Regions from separate parts of the Homo sapiens genome. Here region 1 is linked to region 2. The links are chromatin contacts, found by Hi-C or POLR2A ChIA-PET in ENCODE. All regions are on one chromosome and are shown on one strand. The core of a region is the stretch at or near the end of the contact, and the rest is flanking DNA. Distances in the headings are between cores, read along the strand shown.

Region 1 (4,283 bases), core at 22-2,521, 37 kb after region 2:
AGCCACGGGGCCACTTTGGCTCCCTGAGCAGGCGACATGTGTATGGATCCATCATTCAGCCCTGAGTGTGGGCTCTGAGCTACAGGGCTGCAGAAGTGAATCAATTCCAGCCCCCACTCTCAAGGAGCTCTCAGGCCATCACAGGCATCAGTCATGGGCGGTGATGATCCTTACGATAGTGCCAAGCCTTGTGGAAGTGGGGTTGGGGGGGTCTGCCACTGGGGCGTGGAGCCCATGAAGGGAGCCTCAGGTGCTGACGCTTGGTTTAGATCCTGTGGGGTGCTGAGTTCACACGACACAGGAGGCAGGGTTGCGTGTAAACAAGGGAGAGTCTTCCTGGTAGAGGGAACCGCCTTCACAATGGCCCCGAGGCAGGAGGAGCCCCATGGGCTCCTGTCTGTGAGAGTCTGGCTGGGGCTGAGCTGCAGGGAGGACCAGGTTGGGGGCCTCGTGCCCTAGTTAAGGAGCTTAGATGTCGCCTTGAAACCCAAGGGGAGCGTTGAGGGCCTTTACTCAGAGAAGTGACACACTCCGATGTGTGTATTGGAAGACACTTCGTCTCACTTCATCTGGGTGACAGGTCGGAGGCGGGGGGAGGAGGGGGCAGGCTGGTGGCAACATCACGACATCTTGCTTTGTTGAGTACCTGAAAGATCTTTGCGCTTTAACAGAGCCTGTAAAATCGAGATGTACACATGTGGGTGCACGCCCAAGAAATGATTGTTTCTAAAGATGGCAGCGCAGAGCAATCGTCAGCAGGGGCTGCCAAGCGGGATCTGTGCCCAGCACAGGGCCATCGGTTCTGATTTGCTTAGCTCTCCCTGTCACCACAGGGGCGACTGTCCAGCAAGCTTGGCTACTGCCAAAAGCCAGGGTCTGGAGCAGAGATAACCGACTCCCCAGGGGAGCAGCCCATTCCCCTGGGCCCCCTCACCACGTTCCAAGCCCTGAATCAGCCTGCTGTGCAAGGATGGTGGAGTGGAGAGTCTTGGATCCCCAGCAGCCACCCTAATGTGGACGCACTGCCGTGCTGTGAGCCCCAGTGCCCCGAAAAAGAAGTGACCAAAGAAAAAGTGTTGTATGAGGGAAGGATAAACATGCTTGCTTCAGTGCGCCACGAAGCCCAGAAGTTAATCTGATCATATAAATATTTTCACGTGTCTGTGGTTCTGCGAGGGTGTACTGATAAATAGAGTGAAGAAAGGAGAGGTTGTGTGGCTGCAGTCTTGCCCTGGGGGTAGATGTGATGTTTGTTCCCAACTATGAGTCAGACGTGGGGTCAGAGCCAGGAGGTCGGTCAGTCCAAGGCCTTCGATTCTTAGATGGGAACCTGGCCTTCCCTGCCCTCGGCCCCACCTGGGAGCTGCTTCTAGGAGGTGGAGGGACCCCACCCCACTGCCTGTGCTTGGTTTCGGAGAAGGCTGTCTGGGCCTTTGATGCATCTGTGCAGATGGAGGACGGTAATTTATGGTCCTGTGGGGGAGGAGAAGAGTTTCTCCAATTACCAGCTTCCCAAGTTCCTGGCTTTATGGCCAGAGTTGGAGGCAGCTATTTGGGTAACGTCCCCAGAGGACTAAGTCCGCTTTCCTGGGGCAGAGCAGATGATGGAGACTTCCATGGCATTGTGGGTGAGCCTGATGCGCCGGAGGACAAGCCTGGCAGGAAGCACAGGATCACAGGCCTTGGCTGGGCTCCGCTTCAGCCTGCTGGGTGAAGACATGGGGCCTTTCCGAGGTCAGCCGGAGTCACCTCCCAGGAGCCTGCCTGAGCTCTCTGAGAGCCTTGGACTGGCTTCCTGGTGTTCTGGGATCCCCTGCACCACTTGAGTTCCATTCCTCTGGCTGGCAGACCTGTCACCTTGGTCAGCCCCTTTTAAGTCTACAGCCAGCCCTGTACTGGTGAGGCTCAAATAAGACAAGTATTCCTGAAATGTGTCACCTGGCTCTGTTGGCCAAGCCAGCAGTGCCACAAGAGAAGCAGCTGCCATGGCCCAGTGACACCTGGAGTGTTTGACGATGCTTTGTGTCCATGTGGCCCCTAACCAGGCCTTTCTCACAGCCACATAGCATCCCCAGGCCTGCTGCACTGGGCCAGCCGCAGCCTCCGAGCCCAGCCTGAGGGGCCTCTCACTGGGATCCCCAGCTTTGTCCCTGAGATGAGGGGGCTGATCCTAAGAGTGTGGGTGGGGATGCCTCTGCCCAGGGGGTTCTGGTGGTGTTGGGCTCTGGCCCAGGCCTCCTGGCTCTGTGTCCTTCCATAGACTCCAGGTTCCTCACAGTCATTCACAAACCAACTGAATGTTGGTGTCTTGTGGCTTCTGGTCTCAGGGTTGGAGGTATTAAAGCCATGGAAGAGCAGTCTCTCCTGGGCTGCAACAGCCTGTCTTCTGTGGCCTCTAGCTCCATCCTCAGAGTTTGGGATAGGGGCTGAATCTTTTGCTTGTTCTCCCTCCCAGGGCTGGCCCCCAGAGTCAGTACTTCAGGTTGAGGGGAGTGGGAGGTTGGCTCTGGAGGGGCTGCCGAGTGGCAGGAGGAAGGGGCTCAGGAGCAGGGGGTGGCTCCACTGCAGCGGCCAGACTCTGTTGATTACAGATGATTATTTCAAGGTGTGTGTGTGTGTGCGCGTGTGTGTGTGTGCGTGTGTGTATTTTTAAATAACAGCTCTATTGAGATATAGTTCACATACCATACAATTCACCCATTGAAAGTGTACAATTCAATGGTTTCTAGTATGTTCACAGAGTTGTATAATGAACACCACAGTTAATTTTAGAACATTTTCTTCTATTCTCTTACAATGTGTAAAAATAAATAAAGGTTTTTTTAAAAAAACATTTTCATCACACCAAAAATGAGCTCCTCGATGGATGTTATCCCTCATTTGTCCCCAAACCCCCAGCCCCTGGCAACCACTAATCTACTTTCTATCTCTGGATTTGCCTATCATGGACATTTCTTATGAACGGAGTGACACACCATGTGGCATTTTGTGTCTGGTTTCTTCCACTGAGCATCATGATTTCAAGTTCATGTAGGAGCATGCATCTGAGCTTCATTCCTTCTCATGGTGCAATCATCTTCCACTGTGTGTATAAGACCACATTTTGTCAATCCACACATCCATGGATCACAAGTGCATTTTTAAAGGGTGCTTTTACATCTCAAACACAGTTCTCAGTTGGCGAGGGGGTCAGAGGACAATACAGAAGTGACTGTAAGCGGCATAAACTGTAGCTTCCCAGAGGGGCTCCAGGGGCTCGGGGGAGAGGTCGAGGTAGGGAGGCAATGTCCTTCCTTTGAGCAGCCACTGAGAGGGAGAAGGAGTTGCAGAGATCAGGAAGGAGAGGATTTATTTCCAGTTTTCTGGCAGTTTTTCCTCACTCTTTCGGAGACCTAGGATGGGTTAGGAGAGGGCATGGCAAAGGCAGAGGTGGCTCTGCTAGAGGAGGCCGCAGGTCCGCAGGCCGAACCTGGGGAGCCAGCCATGTCTGGCCTGAGGCCCTGCTTTGAGGAGAAGATAAAGCCTTGAGGAGCCTTTTGGGCCGATCTGGGAACCCAGCAAGACTAGATTAGCCTGACTGATGACAGACCTGGGATGAGGATGAGGGCAGTTAAGTATTTGTTTAATCTTGCTTTGTCTTTTCAAACAGCGATTTAGTAATCCTGTTTGAGGCTGCAGTGTGGCAATGCTTTCCAGAGGATGGAGTCCTTTTTGTTTGTTTTGAAAAAATAGAGATAAGGTTTCACTATGTTGCCTAGGCTGGTCTCATACTCGGCCTCAAGCCATCCTCCTGCCTGGGCCTCCCAAAGTGTTGGGATTACAGGCGTGAGCCATGGTGCCAGACTGGAGTCCTTTTATTAAAATTAACTGCCCTGCTCAGCTTTCTGCTGGGCCACCCCAGAGCCAATCCTTGGTTCTTGGGCCCAAGGCTGGACCCAGGGGTTGCAGGAAACAGTCTGTAGCATCCAAGTGGGGCCTGTCGTACCCACTCCAGTGTGTAGGTGCAGAACGCTCTTTGGGGGATTTCTCTGCTGGGCCACCTTACTCCAGGGATCCCTCAGTTTTCAAAACAAAGCAAGAGGGCAAGGAAGAATGGAGAAACAGCTCAGTGTTGACTCTCTTCCCCCTGGTGAGTGCTGTGCTGGGGCCTCTGTGCACATCATACCACTTCCCCCTTGAATCAGCCCCACAAGGCAGGGTGAGAGATGAGGACTCAGGGTGCAAGGAGGTCTCACAGCTTGGAAATGGATCAGGACAGCTCTGATTCTCCAAGGCCAAGGTCT
Region 2 (4,489 bases), core at 1,209-3,708:
GTAAGTGGGAAAACCTGTCCTGGGCGCACCCAAGAAGGAACACTTCATGTTTTCAAGGCTTGAGAGGAGCCTCCCTGCAGCCTGGTTTGAAGGAGGCATTTGTGTGTGCAAGAACGGTTGTGCCTGGAGGGCTTCCTGGCACTGACTCATGCGAAGCCCATTTGTCCAGGACCCTGTGGGTGACACCGCCGCAGACTCTTGCAGGAGGTGTGGAGTGGTGGTTTCCATCACATCACCAATGTCCTGGGTGTGCTCTTACCTGGTCATATGGCTCAGGGGTGGTCACCGGGCTTGGCAGACCCCAGCACTTTGGGAGGCCAAGGTGGGCAGATCGCAAGGTCAGAAGATCGCGACCATCTTGGCTAACATGGTAAAACCCTGTCTCTACTAAAAATACAAAAAATTAGGTGGGCGTGGTGGCACGCGTCTGTAGTCCCAGCTACTTGGGAGACTGAGGCAGGAGAATAGCTTGAACCAGAGGCGGAGGTTGCAGTGAGCCAAGATCACGCCTCTGCACTCCAGCCTGGGCAACAGAGCGAGACTCGATCTAAAAAAAAAATGGATAAAGTAGCTCCTGGTTGGAGATATTCCTTATATTGTTGAAATCTTTGCCTATCCCTCAGTCTCTATGTTTTTCAGAGTAATGAGGCTGGGGCCGGATGCGGTGGCTCACGCCTGTAATCTCAGCACTTGGGAGGCCAAGGTGGGCGTATCACCTGAGGTCAGGAGTTCAAGATTAGTCTGGCCAACATGGATCTGGGGACATAGAGATTTGAGCAAACTTTTTCGTGTACAGTGAGGGAGGAGCGTGTGTGTGTCTGTGTGTGTGTGTGTGTGTGTGTTCATTAATAATTGTGATGCTAAGATTGCCTTCGGTAGTTCATCTGGATATTTTTTCCACATTCCTCATGTTTCTACTTTTTCCTGTATTTTGGATTCTCCATTTGAAGGCAGGGAAAGAGGAGGAGGTTGAAGGGAAAAGTATTCTAGTCCTTTCCAAACATTATCATGGAAGATTTATCAAGGGAGATCGAAACAGTCTCTTCTTCCCACCACCTACTATCATCCCACAGAGTTTAAGAAAATACTCAAATTCTCTCTCTTCCATTGGCATCAGATTCACAGCCCTGCCTGTGGTGGGAAGTGACTTTGGTGCATTGGCTTCATTCCCACAGTGGACATAATTGAGGCTCTGAGTGATCAATGTATTTGTTCAGGGTCACACAGCCAGCAGACACCAGAGCTGGAACTAGAATTGGATTTTCCTGACTCTACAGCCAGCATTCTTCTTTCTGCTGCTCTGTACACAATGGCAGGAATGAAGTAGGCAGATGGCAGGGATTTGCCATGGAGCCATATCTGGGGCTCTTATGGGACTTGCCTCTTCCCTGCCTCTAAAATTTCAGGTTTGGCAAGTATTGGTGAGGATGTGGAGAAATTGAAACCCTCGTGTGTTACTGGTGGGAATGTCAAATGGTTGCAGCTGCTGTGGAAGACAATTTGGTGGTTCCTCAAGTGGTTAAACACAAAATTCCCATATGACATAGTAGTTCCACACCTAGTTCTAGGTCTATACCCAAGAGACTTGAAAGCAGGGACTTGAACAGATACTTGTAGCTTAATGTTCATAGTAGTGCTGTTCTCAGCGGCCAAAAGGTGGAAACAACTCAAGTGTCCAGCAGTTGATGAGTGGATAAACAGAACGTGGTCTGTTCATATGCCATACTGTTTGGTTCCATCAAACAATATGTGTCAGCATTCCATTCCTCTTTATGGCCAAATAATATTTGCCAAGTATTGAATGAACCATGGATGAACCTTGAAAACATTTTAAATGAAAGAAGTCAGACACAAAAGGACAATATTGTATGATTCTACTTATATGAGGTACCTAGAATAGGCAAATACACAGATACAGAAAGTAGAATAGTGTTTATCAGGGGTTGGGGAGGGGAGATGGGGAATGAGTGTTTAGTGAGTACAAAGCTTCTGGTTGGGATAATGAAAATGCTCTGGAAGTGGATAGTGGTGGTGGTTGTACAACATTGTGGATGTCCTTGATGCCACTAAATTTTACACTTATAAATTGTCAAAATGGTAAAAAAAAAAAAAGGGAAAGAAAAGAACAAAAGAATGACAACAAACAAAAATTTCAGGCTTGTAGGGCTGTTCATGAATACTGCTGAGAACCTCCAGTGGCTCTCGGGGCTGGACCACACCTGGCCCTGTGTTTATGGAGCCCTGGCTTTCCCAGACACTGGGAGAGGCGACCCCACACCTGTGGCCCAGCTGAGAGCTCCTTGCTCAGCAGTGTACCCGCCATGCTCTTGGGGGAGTGGAGGTGGGTGTTCCTGGCAGTTAACGGCCATGTCTGGTCACTGCGTATGAATGACATCTGTCTCTGCAACGCTTGTGCACCTGACGTTGGGCATGTCCTTATATGGCTCTCGCTTGCTCTCAGTGAGTGGAAAGATAAATACCTTTTCAAAGAGCAGATGCCAACTGCCTGCGGTCCCTGGCATCCACAGCTGCAGAGCGAGTGGGAGACAGTTCTGTCGAGAGGCAGGTGCTTCAGTCCTGGGGGAATCGGGCACTGGGTGTGCTGAGAACCCAACAGGCCTCATGCAGACAGCCTGAATGTGGAGCAGGGTTCTGCCACGGACATGTTGTGGGATCCTGAGCAGGTCACATGCTTTCTCAGAGCTTCTCTTTCCTTCCTGCCTCTGGTTGGTCCTGAGGTTTAAAGGAGAATGTATGTGAAAGGGCCTAGCACAGTTCCTGGCACCTCCCAGAGCTTGACAGGCACTTGGATTCATCCTTGTGTCTGGCACATGTGATGATCCCTTCCAGTAAGCAGTCACAGTTGGCTGGGGGCTGCTTCTTCCATCAGGACCTAGCACAGACACAGGCTAGGAGCTGCTCTGGAAGGGCAGTGGAAGGTGTGGCTGGCTGGCAGGGTGAGGTTCTGTGACTGGGGCAAGAGTAAGGGTGATGTCCTGGAGGGATTCCAGATGGAACCAGACTCTCCCTCTGCCTCCTGGAGCCTCTGCTCCTAGGGCAAGCATGCAGGGGCTTGTGCACTACCATATCTCTGTGTTAATTCCCTAGGGCTGCCATAACAACCCACCACAACTGGATGGCTTAAAACAATGAAAATGTATTCTCTAACAGTACTGGAAGCCACACATCCAAATTTTGGGTTTCGGCAGTTTGGTTGCTTCTAGAGACCGCAACGAGTATCTGTTCCCGGCCTCCCTCCTAGCTGCTGGTGGTTGCAGGCCATTCTTGGCATTCCTTGACTTGAAGACACATAATTCCAACCTCTGCCTAAGTTGTCACATGGTTGTCTCCCTCTGTGTCTATCTGCCTCTGTGACTTTTCTCTTATAAGGACACCAGTCATTGGATTTAGGGCTCACTCTACTCCAGTGCAACCTCACCTTAACTAATGACATCTGCAGTGACCCTATTTCCAAGTAAAGTCACATTCTGAGTTTCTGACAAGGATATGAGTTTTGGGAGGACATTCTTCAACCCATATAATCTCCATATTTGTTGAATGAATGAATGAATGTGAAAGCCATCCTCACATGTCTGCTCAGGTGTATTGATGTAGAATAGAAGGTGGGGATGTCTCTGGTGCCCTAGGCATGTGAGGGTGGGGTGGGGGACAGCACCAGGATCATCCCCTTTTCCTGTCCAAGCCTCTCCTATTTCTGGCCTCTACACCCTAAGCTTAGCACCCTGGCCACCTCCTGACTCAGCCAGTTTTTCAGGTAGAAGCAATTACATTTATTACAGGGAAGGCTGTTCTCACCTTCCTTTCTGCCCAGCATCTCAAAACTCTTTTTTTTTGAGATGGAGTCTCGCTCTGTCACCCAGGCTGGAGTGCAGTGGTGCGATCTCGCCTCATTGCAAGCTCCGCCTCCTGGGTTCACGCCATTCTCCTGCCTCAGCCTCCTAAGTAACTGGGACTACAGGCGCCCGCCACCACGCCCGGCTAATTTTTTGTATTTTTAGTAGAGATGGGGTTTCACCATGTTAGCCAGGATGGTCTTGATCTCCTGACCTCGTGATCCGCCCGCCTCGGCCTCCCAAAGTGCTGGGATTACAGGCGTGATTGCCGGGCCAATCAAAGCTTTCTTTTGTTTCTCTTCCCCTTCCCCTTGGAGCCAAGAAGGACACAAGGATGGCTCGGTGGCCTTGGGCAAATGACCCTGCCCCCAACCTTAGCTTCTGTTTGCAAATGAAGGAGGCAGAGCTGGGTGTTTCCAAAGGTCTTTTGCATCTATAATTATCTCTACTGTTTTACTGCTGAGATAATTGTGGGCCAGGAAAGTGTGCCCTTCCGTCCCACACAAGGCAGGACTGAAATCCATAGGCCCTCATTTCCAGCCTGTCCCCAAATGCTCTGTGCCATCTCCTGGAAGCCCTCTGGGATTAGCATGATTCATATGTGGTTCCCTGGGGTCCTCACTGTGCCCTGTGTG

Evidence for each region. Hi-C counts contacts between places; a loop is a spot of excess contacts on that map. ChIA-PET counts read pairs that join two places held with the same protein, here RNA polymerase II (POLR2A). Pooled maps may share reads with other maps.
Region 1: a map of left cardiac atrium shows a loop between it and region 2 (2.2-fold over the local background). The contact joins two enhancer-like sites. A Hi-C loop is called at or near these places in 35 of 168 maps with a recorded cell type or tissue (B cell, Caco-2, Calu3 and 17 more), 1 of 37 single-sample maps with no recorded cell type and 14 of 50 pooled maps. POLR2A ChIA-PET finds 5 or more read pairs at or near these places in 22 of 52 experiments (AG04450, CD4-positive, alpha-beta T cell, H1 and 17 more).

What each region holds. Positions count from the first base shown.
Region 1 is chr12:123,091,824-123,096,106 of GRCh38, reverse strand. All of the region lies in intron 2 of PITPNM2 (phosphatidylinositol transfer protein membrane associated 2), which reads left to right. Among named protein-coding and RNA genes, the nearest start is that of PITPNM2-AS1, 13 kb to the right of the region's middle. RefSeq lists enhancers at 432-995, 1,111-1,405, 996-1,559, 2,940-3,460, 3,461-3,982 and a silencer at 3,898-4,054. Within about 2 kb of position 1,271, at least 19 of the 41 ENCODE cell types and tissues checked have a DNase peak (open chromatin) inside an H3K27ac peak, as active enhancers do; they include psoas muscle, where a contact is called at or near this core.
Region 2 is chr12:123,130,145-123,134,633 of GRCh38, reverse strand. All of the region lies in intron 1 of PITPNM2 (phosphatidylinositol transfer protein membrane associated 2), which reads left to right. Among named protein-coding and RNA genes, the nearest start is that of PITPNM2, 19 kb to the left of the region's middle. Within about 2 kb of position 2,458, at least 15 of the 41 ENCODE cell types and tissues checked have a DNase peak (open chromatin) inside an H3K27ac peak, as active enhancers do; they include psoas muscle, where a contact is called at or near this core.